2 separate regions of the Homo sapiens genome follow, and region 2 is linked to region 1. The links are chromatin loops, found by intact Hi-C in ENCODE. Cell type or tissue: PC-3. All regions are shown on one strand.

Region 1 (5,000 bases):
AGAAACTGAGATCTTGCTCTATTTTACTGATCATGTAAATGAGCTTAAAGTGACTGGAATTCTACTTAGTGTATTAATTTTCATACCAATTCTTATGGTTACCTTAGGAAGAGCTGCTCAGTTGTTTAAAATGTAGCTTGGTCTATGGTTTTAATTATCTGTTTTACAAAATGAGCTTTTTGCATCTTGGAATCCTTCTCTTCTCTTATGTATTCTGACCTTGAAGGGTCACTGTATTTGGAAGGGATGGGACCATGATCTCATTCTTTGGAATGGTTTGTAATCATTTTAGTTTTAAGGAACCACAAACTCACCTTCAAGCTGTGTGTACAACTGAGCCCATATTAGTTGAAATTGTCATGCTTGTTAGAAATGCCCACACACAAAGTGCAGCCAGATGTGTCACAGAGAAAAATATGTAAGCCAATTACTTTACATACAGAGCAGGATGCTGCGGAAAATTCATCCAAGTAGCCCTTTCAATCTACCTATTTTGAAAATGTTCTCTATAAGCTCTAGCAGTACAGAATGCACCTGTTCCTGGGCCTTTGTTCAAAATAATGTCTGGGCCTGAGGGAGCTGATTTGTGGCACAAAAGGTCTTTAGATGAGCAGAGGCCCAGAAAATTTCCTTAGCTCCATAATTGAAGTGAATTCTCTCCCAAGTTGAGCAAGAGAAGAAGAAAAGGCAACTTCTTCCTCACGTAGTGCCAGGTGCAACATAAATAAAGCAGCAAGTTGCTTTAAATCTTTCTTAAGATAATGGAACAATAGGTGAGGTTAGGGTTATTATCACAGAGCTTCGATATGGACAGGACTTAGTGTTGCTTTTAAAAGAACTAAATTGCAGGCTGCAGACGTAAGTACAGTATGCCGTAAAAACTTTGCAGATACCTGAGTGTTGCCAACAAGGAGACTTGCTGGCTGAGACGACTGATAGATGGGATAATGGAGCCTTTAATAATAGCTGTATTGCTAAATCCTTTCCATCCCAGGTTGGGAGTGACTGAAAGTAGTTTAGTCCTTCAGGTAGAAAATTGATACTCTGCAATGTGAATATCCTCTTCTCCCTCAAGCTTGCTTGTTTCCTAGCTGTCCGTCATTCAATGAATAACAAAATCTGTCCTTTTCTCCCTTTTCCTGTTTCAGACTTTAATAGCTCTCCCTGCCCTCTTAGGGCTCTGCCTGCTTTAATTGGCAAGGCAGTCATAGCACACAGCCACTCTGTACCACTAGATTGCCTCCCTGTGCCTGGGCAATTTCAGAAAATGGTGGTTTTCCTTTCGTTTCCATCTTTTTTAAGACTTAAAAAGTATCTGCTCTCATTTTCTCCTAGCGGCCTCCATGCCTTGACTCAAAAAATGCTGCCTTAGTTGACAGCCTTGAAATGAGTATGACCCTAGCTCTAGTTGGGTGGAAATCACCTCGCATAGAAATAGACCTGGAGGGCCGGGCACGGTGGCTCACTCCTATAATCCCAGCACTTTGGGAGGCCCAGGTGGGTGGATCCCGAGGTCAGGAGTTCAAGACCAGCCTGGCCAACATGGTGAAACCCCGTCTCTACTAAAAATACAAAAATTAGCCGGGCGTGGTGGCAGGTGCCTGTAATCCCAGCTACTCAGGAGGCTGAGGCAGGAGAATCACTTGAACCCAGGAGGCTAAGGTGGCAGTGAGCCAAGATCACGCCATTGCACTCTAACTTGGCGACAAGAGCAAGACTCCGTCTCAAAAAAAAAAAAAGAAAGAAATAGACCTGGAGATAAGCCATCTGCAGAGAGGTGCCCATCACACATGGAGAGAGCCTCTGTACTGTCGCAAAGTCAGCACTTTATTCTGCCCTGTGACCTGTCCCTCAGCCAAAGGCTCTGTGACTCATGGCCATGCTATGCTCAGAAGCCCTGTGTGGTAGGAACTCCTGAAGCTACCTTGGGTTGCCATTAGCCCAGATACTAAAGTGCCTGGCTTGTTTTGTAGAGCAACCTTTTTATTTTCAGTGTTCCTATTGCTTAAGATGGGGGCGGGGATAAAAGATCTAAGCACTGGTGTGAAAGATGAGGTGAAGACAAATACAATTAAGACCAAAACATTCATTTCTAAAAACTTCATGAGGGAAACGGGTGTGCTTTGCAGTCTTTTCAGCCATTACTCACATCCTTAGGAGCAATTAAGCTTTTCAACATTCAAGACCCACAAGAGTTCAGTCAATAGTTACATAATTATGGCATGTGTGGGTGGGTGCGGAAGGCTGGGAAGGCACGATGGGTAGACAAAAGTTAACGTTGTTTTGATTAAAGGTTGTACATAAGTCTACTGAAGAAAATAATTACCAATATTAGCACTGGCCACTTTTCAACAGAGTCAACAGTTGACACTCTTCACATGATTTAATGGCATAAAAATGATTTCTGCTCCCTACCAAATCTTTAAATTGCTACTCTTATCAGAATATGGAATTCCTATTAGGGTCACAGCTCATGTGAATTGCTAAAGTAAGGATTGTGAATCTCAAGGGAATGCCATTAGTCTTTTTGTCATCAGCATCATTCTCACCATCATCTTCATCACAGGTTTTCATCCAAAGTGCCTGAATGTTTTGTATTTTACTTTTTGTTTTCTATATGTGCCCTTGGACATACAAAATTTTGCAGATTTTTATCATTCATAATTTAAGGAGAAAATCTGCTCAAAGTGATCCTTTATAAAAATATTACATATGTGTGTGGATATATATATACACGTGCACACCCACACATACTTACACACTATTTTCCTTATCTATAAGAAGAAAAGTGATAGATTATTTGAAATTATTGAATATTCTATGTATATGTTAATATAACAATGATTTTATTTCATAAGTGGCAGCACACTCGCATATTAAGCTGTCAAAGTCTTACAGTATTACCTAGTTCTAATTAGTACTGAAACTTTGTACTGTGGATATTCATGTTTGTTCTTTACTCTGTTAACTGTCTATTAAATATTTCGTTTTGTATTTTCATTTTTTTCTATTTTTATTTTGAAGCAATGATTTTATTTAATTAAGAGAAATGCTTAAAGACTTAATTCATAAAACACCGTATGAGACCATTACAAGCATGTAATCTCCAGCACTTTGGGAGGCAAAGGTGGGAGGATCACTTGAGAGCAGGAGTTCAAGACCAGCCTGGGCAACACAGCAAGACCCTGCCTCTACAAAAATTAAAAAGAAAAAAAAAATTAACCAGGCATGGTGGTGCATACCTGTAGTCCTGGCTACTGAGGACAGCTTGAGCCCAGGAGTTTGAGGCTGCAGTGAGCTGTAATTGTGCCACTGTACTCCAGCCTTGGCAACAGAGCAAGATTCTGACTCTAAAATAAAAACAAAATGTTTAAAAAAAAAACTGTGGAAAATATTTTTTTATATTTTACCCTACTAAATGATACCAACATTGTATAGCTTCCTCAAGCTTGAATTATTATCCCTTTATAATCTATGAGAAAGACAAGTACTTTGTAGTCCACTTACAAAAAAAAATACATATTTTTCACTTGTGGTTTTAAACATAGGCCATGAAGAGATTTACATATCATGGCTCTCCAGCATCCTGTGTAATATATACTCGTGTGTTTATTTCCATCTTACAATCTCTATTGTTATTATGGCTCTGGCAGCCATGTTTTTTTTTTATTTAAAAGGTCATTGCTTGTAACCAATTTCATCACAGGGTTATTTGTAATTTGCACTGTTAGAACAGAGCTTCGCCTTGTTCTCTGGTGAATCTCCAGAGTTATTACAGTTATGCCTGCGCAGGTATTTCCCTATGTGGGTGTTACTTTGTCGCTGCAGTTGTTGATGATATTTTATTTGAAAACATACACTTCTCTGTGAGGTTACAAATTACCTCTTTTCTTCACTTTATTTTTGTGCTTGGACTCAGATACATTATTTTGTTCATGCCATAGGGATTGAAGCCACAGTGTGTAAAATTCCAGATTGCCATTGTAATACTGTTCATCCAGTTTTTGTTTTTAAGAGGTCTTCATTTAAATTGTGAATTAGAGGGGTGATTTTTATTCAGGTCAAGTGTCAAACTTGCCGGGATGAACTTATTTAGTTGTTGCTCTGGGCTGGTCATGTATGCAATCTTCCTTGAAATATGTGACCTGTTAGAGGGTTTTATCTTAAAGGTAAGAGTGATTCTGTTTAGTAACCCACCCTTTTGCAAGTTCTAAAAAGAGAAATGGAGTAAACTATTAATGGTGAAGCCAATGTTTATGTTTCTTCCTGGTGAGCATGATAGTATGAAATATGTCAGTTTGCTGATCCCAAACTCATTCACTCCTTTTAAGTTTTCAGACCCCATATGCTGATAATGTCATCATTGGAATGTATCCAGATCCAACTAGATACTTGTAGCTGATAAAGTTTGAGGCGAACAGTGTCAGAAAACACACAGCAGAGAAAACAAGTCCTTCAACTTCTTTTTTCTCTGTCAGAAGCAAATTTTCAGGCCTATGGGAGAAACAACTTAAAAATACACCTGAAATTTCTACAAGACCTTGCAATTTCCCTTCACATCTCCACAAGCAGCTTGTCACAGAACAGCACGAGCTTAAAAAGCTGGTTACTAAATCCTGCTGCAGAATGCCAGATCTTTCAAGACTGTTTGACACATGCATATAGTTTACACTGAGTGAAAAGGAAAGGAAAATGTGGTTCTTTTGAGGGTGTAAAGGAAATGGTGTAGTGTTTTCTTTCTGTCCAGTGGTTTATCTCAAGCTTCCCATTGCTCACCGTGACAAGAAAACAGCTCAGTTTCCTTTTTGGCCAGCCTCATCAAGTGTAATGGAAGAAAATGTCTGTCTCTTTTAATGCAGTTGATGAACAATTGTTTGCATAAGCAGAACTCGCTCAGCGAAGTGTTTTTCTTGCTGAAGGCCTCACTGATGTGTTATTTGAACGGTGTTGTGAAGCGGGTCTCTGAATACACATTTGTTCCAGTGAGTGTGGTTATAAAG
Region 2 (5,000 bases), 400 kb before region 1:
ATGCTGATGAAGCGTGGAATTAATCTCACATGCATAACATTTAAAGTTTTCCAGTGGCAAGCTTAAGATTCTTGTTCTGTAGCGAGTTTTTATTGGTATAGTTTGTATTACTATGATTACAAAACATCATTGGTTCAAATATATCCTTTTGCTTACTCGTCCAGTTAAACACTAGCTCTATTTAAATGAGTTTTTAATGAACCATGCTAGCAAGTAAGGCTCAGAGAATGATTAAGGATTTAGTATTGTCTCTGTGTCATTAAAGTAAATTCAGTCATCAGAAAGCTTACAAATTGATTTTTAGTTCCCTTTTTGTTGTGTCTACGTAATAATTAGTTACTACATCATCGCATTTGCTTCTGAGATTATTCATCTTGCCCATTTGCCAGTCTTACCATGTTCTCTTTGAGGGAACACTGCATGTGTTCATGATAAAATCACAACTCGTGCCACTTCCTCCAGTTTGGAGTCAACCTATCTGTATGTGATTAGCCCATTTCTGAATTATTTTGTTCTGTCTTACTGTGCTATCCTACTTTTTATTAATACTTAAGCAGTAGTGTTATGTAGTTGTAACCTCATGGGTGGATACCAGTGTAACAGTGGCACTCATGATAGAGAGTAGAGCAAGAGGGGTTTATATTATATTTGGCAGGTGGGTCAGTTAGCTGATGGCTATACGAATTTGCATATTTTCATTGTGGTTTGTGGTTGACATACTCAAGGCTATTAGTTGAACATAAGTCTTAAACTGGGAATCTAATTAGTCTGAAGGCTCAGTGGGTGATAGACTATGTCACCCTGAGGGACAACAGAATTAAATTTCAGCTCTGAAATGTAAGCATCAGGGCTAGGGAGTATCATAGGTGAATATCTTTCACTGTGGTTTCCAGATGCAGTGGAATATCTCTATTAGGCATGAGTGTTCAAGAAATACTTTCTTCTTAAAGGATGGCATTAGCTCTTGTCGGACAGGTCTCCCTTTGGCAATTGACAGATAGAAGCTTATGATGATGGTGGTCTCCTGTGTTGTTCAGGAAGCAGCGGGAATGTTCTGCCCTCTCCTGCATGATATTTTGCTGGAAATGGCTTTATTAAAGATTGATCTCATTTAGCTCCCTTTCTTATGTTGGATAATACACTGTGATAATCTACAAAAGCATGTTAGTGTTTGGTTAGTTTTTCTTTTATGTAAGTGCCACAGGTTATCACGTGTGCTTTATGGGAGACAAGTGTAAATGAAATCTTAAAAAAAAATAAGAGATAGAAAAAGGGGAATTCAGAAACTCAAATACTTGATCTAATTTATAATTTTTTTGGACATCCTTGAGTGAAAGGGCAGAAGAATTTAAATGTATTGGTAGGTATGATCCTAATTATAGAAATCTATAATTTATAAACTATGGAGACGAAAAGTGATTTTTGAATTAGTGATAGTTTAGAATTATACATCATGGAACAGCCTGACTTCAAACTTAAAAAATGCATGTATCTCCAACTCCTTTAGTTTTATTGTTAAGTTTTTGAAATTTATTTCATTATGCTCTAGTTCTCCCATATCTGTTGAATTTTCTTTCTATTCTCTTCTGTTACATTCTTCTTTATAGGCACATCTGCCCATGACATCTCCCTGTCATCTCTCAAACACGCACTTTCTGTGTTGTGCTTCTTGTTGACTAAGCCGCTGGATCTGGCTTGACTCATGGAGGCTGCTCATGTTTCTTAGATGAAGAGAGGGTCATGGAGGCATCTTCAAGTTTATTCTTGTTTCTAGTATTCTCCAACATGTTTTGTACTTTATCCAGGGCCAAAATATGATGCCTTTTTAAAAGAATTATAAGTCTTTATTTCATAGGAAAACAATTGCATATATTGACATTGAGTGTCCAATGACACCCATCATAATTGACTTTCCCTGGATATGTCTAGCTTATACATGAAGAAAGCAATGGAAAGTGAGAGATTGCTCACAGGGTGTCACATTAAAATGGCTTCTCAGGGTGTGTGGAGTTTGAACCTAGAGGTCTTTGAGATTTCACTTAGACTTGGCTTAAATCAGCTTTCATTTTCCTGTATGAGGGTAGAATCTGCAAGTTCTTTGATCCTTTTAAGCCCTCTGTTTAAGACTGAGTGATGGCACCAGCAGGATGAATTGTCTGTGATGATCTTCATTACCCTCAGATATGTTCAGAAAAATTTTAAGTGGTGTCATCAAAATTGCATTAATTTGGTAAAGGCAGGTTATTACGTTTGATTAATCAAAAACGAACAGAATCCTATTCAGAGGTCTGCAGATAATCTTAGTTTGTAGCCTGCCAGTGCCCTGTGCTGTGGATATGTTAGATGCTCCAGAGCAGGAAGATTTGGAGAAAATAGGATCTTTGACTTGATTTCCCATCTCAAATTTATTCTGTATTTATTTATATGCTAGTCAGATTCATCTCTCTGAGGCTCGGCTTTGCTTCCTGTTAAGTGAAATAATAAAAACGACTTTGTGTTTCTGTGGGGCCCTCTAGAGGAGGATGTAGAGCGTCTGTGGAAGGTCTTCATTTTGTGCCATATCTATGTTGAACATGCATTTTCTAGCATGCTGTCTTCTTTCCGTGTTCTTTTTCCCATTACTATTCCTGTGTAGATCCAAGACACAGCGATTGAGCTTTGCATCTGTCTTCTTTACTCTTGAAACTATTCTCATATTTACAAAAGTAGAACGTATTTATCATCCATCACAATATAATTTAATAAAAGCTCATAGTAAACATACTTATTGTGTTCTGGAAGTTGTATACCTTATCTCTTTATTTGTCCTACATCTGGCAGAGCAGGCATAAGTGGCTGAAAACAATGCAAATTCATTACCTGGCAATTCTGCTTGGTAGAAGGCTGACATGGGTCAGAATGCCATAAAATCAGTGTGTTAACCGTGCTCCTTTCTCGAGGCTCTAGGGGAGAATCTATATCCTTGCCTTCTAAATGCTGCTCACTTTCCTTGGCTCATGACTCCCTTTGTTTGTCTTCAAGGTGGGCAGTGTAGTATTTCTCTGGCCATCATCACGTTTCTCTCTGGCCGCAGCCAGGCGTGGCTCTCCATTTTTCCAGACTTATGTAATTAGATGGGGCTCTACCTGGATAATGAAGGATAATCTTTCCATTTTAAGGTTCTTAACCTCCATCCTGTCTGCAAAGTCCCTTTTTCATAGAAGGTAACATTCACTGGTTCCAGGAGTTTGGACATGGATAACTTTGGGGAGACCATTATTCTGTCTACCCACAACCACCATCCTCTTTTCCAAATGAGGAGAGTAAGGTCTGGAGGTGTTAGAGAGGCCACTGGATTTACCAACAGCTACCCAAAAAATAAGGTCAGAGCTGGCTTTGAATGTAGCTTTTTCTGATTCTCCATTGCTGTTAGCCACTTTGCTACATGCAGTTGTGGGCTTTCAGGTCTTAATTTTACCTATTAAAGGGACTTCCCTAGATCCAAGGGTTTTATAAGCATTTCTGTGTGATGTTTCTATAAGAGGTTTTCTGTTGGGGGGTTCTGATGTTTCATAGTTAAAGTGACTTGTCCTGAGGTAGGGGAAAGTGGGTGACAATGTTTAGAGTTTATTTCTACTTGGGCTATTGTAGGTGTTATCCAAATTCTGCCTGTCTTTTCTCATGGAGACTTGATAGATGAATGGAACAGAAGAGAGATTAATAATTATTGCAAGGAAAAAAATGAACATTCAAAATGATCTACTTTGTGGACAGCAGTGAAGATTCCATCTGTTAAATTAGAATTTGAGTAACATTTCACAAATTTAAAAGACTTTTCCTTTACTTTTTGAAGGGCATGATGGAGATTTTTAATACGCAGTTTTTTGTGAAGGTTCCCCCCACCTTTTTTTTTTTTTTTTTTTGCTGTGTTACTATATGCATTCTTATAGAGTAGATTTTCTAAAATTATATATCTTTCCCAGTTTAACACAAAATTATTTCATATTGGGACCTGGCACTTAAATTTTGGTTTAAAAGAAAGCTGTGCAATTGTATGTTATTGGCATATTGCAAATCACCAACTGTGGTTCTATAATGTTTTCTAAAAATGCTGGAGATAATTATTGAAACTAATATATATGTATAAGCTCTTCCATCATGTGGCATTTAAAGACTTATTCTTTGTAATTTTCAATCTCCATTTTCAGTTTGCAGAAAGGACTCGATTCTTGAGAGAACACATCATTGTGAAAAGTTAATAACAAAACATGAATTTCATTTGCTTCCAATTAAGCACCAAAATGTCAAAACTTAATATCTTCAAAATGCATATTAAGCCACACACCTTATGAAAAGTATGATGATATTAAAATCAAGTATAGCAATCCAAAATCTTCATGCAGAGCTTGAAATGAGTATTTTAGTTTTTTGAGGCTACAAAGGTACCTTGACTTTTAGTTTTATTGCTCAAACTGAAACTAAAATTGCATGTTACTAGAAAGATGGGCTGGGTTGTCAAACTAGGGACCATGGGCCAAATTTGGCCTGTTTATTTTATAAATAAAGTTTTATTCAAATGTAGTCACAGTCATTTGTTTTTGTATTGTCTATGGGTGCTCTTTCATACTATAATTAGTGAGTAGAGTAGTTATGAAAGAGACGGTATGGGCCACAGCTCCAAAAATATTTACTGTCTTATTCTTTTCGAGAAAGTTTGCCCATTGACCCCTAATCTAGTGGAATGTCTGTGTCTCTAATACAGGCAGACACTTGCAAGTCACTGTCAGATAAACTGATTTTACTATATATGGATGTTTTGGTGTATACGTATGCATACCTTTCCCTTTTTTTTGTAACTATTAAGGACTTCTTTTCTGATTTATGTTGTTCATTATAAGGTTGAGTGGCCCAATTATTCATCCTACTGTGATTTCTTCATACCAATTACCGTGGTATGGTATGAACCCTGGTACTGGTTCTTCCAGATTGTTTAATCAGCTGATTCTATCTATACGTCAGCA

The links. Peaks named below come from ENCODE experiments on the same cell type or tissue, not always from the same donor. Only the 100,000 strongest peaks of a DNase experiment are listed, where the experiment ranks them.
Region 2: a loop joins it to region 1, with 2.1 times the contacts of the local background. A loop is called at or near these places in 1 of 110 quality-filtered maps.

The regions. Positions count from the first base shown.
Region 1 is chr10:34,121,811-34,126,810 of GRCh38, reverse strand. All of the region lies in intron 23 of PARD3 (par-3 family cell polarity regulator), which reads left to right. Among named protein-coding and RNA genes, the nearest start is that of LINC02629, 220 kb to the right of the region's middle. In PC-3, no CTCF peak of the experiment used is centred here; DNase peaks (open chromatin) are centred at 1,880 and 4,810; H3K4me3 peaks cover 1,291 bases; H3K27ac peaks cover 1,965 bases.
Region 2 is chr10:34,520,267-34,525,266 of GRCh38, reverse strand. The region is part of intron 2 of PARD3 (par-3 family cell polarity regulator); the gene reads left to right. Among named protein-coding and RNA genes, the nearest start is that of PARD3, 290 kb to the left of the region's middle. In PC-3, a CTCF peak has its summit at 2,518 (motif pointing left); DNase peaks (open chromatin) are centred at 1,676, 2,486 and 4,986; H3K4me3 peaks cover 592 bases; H3K27ac peaks cover 3,132 bases.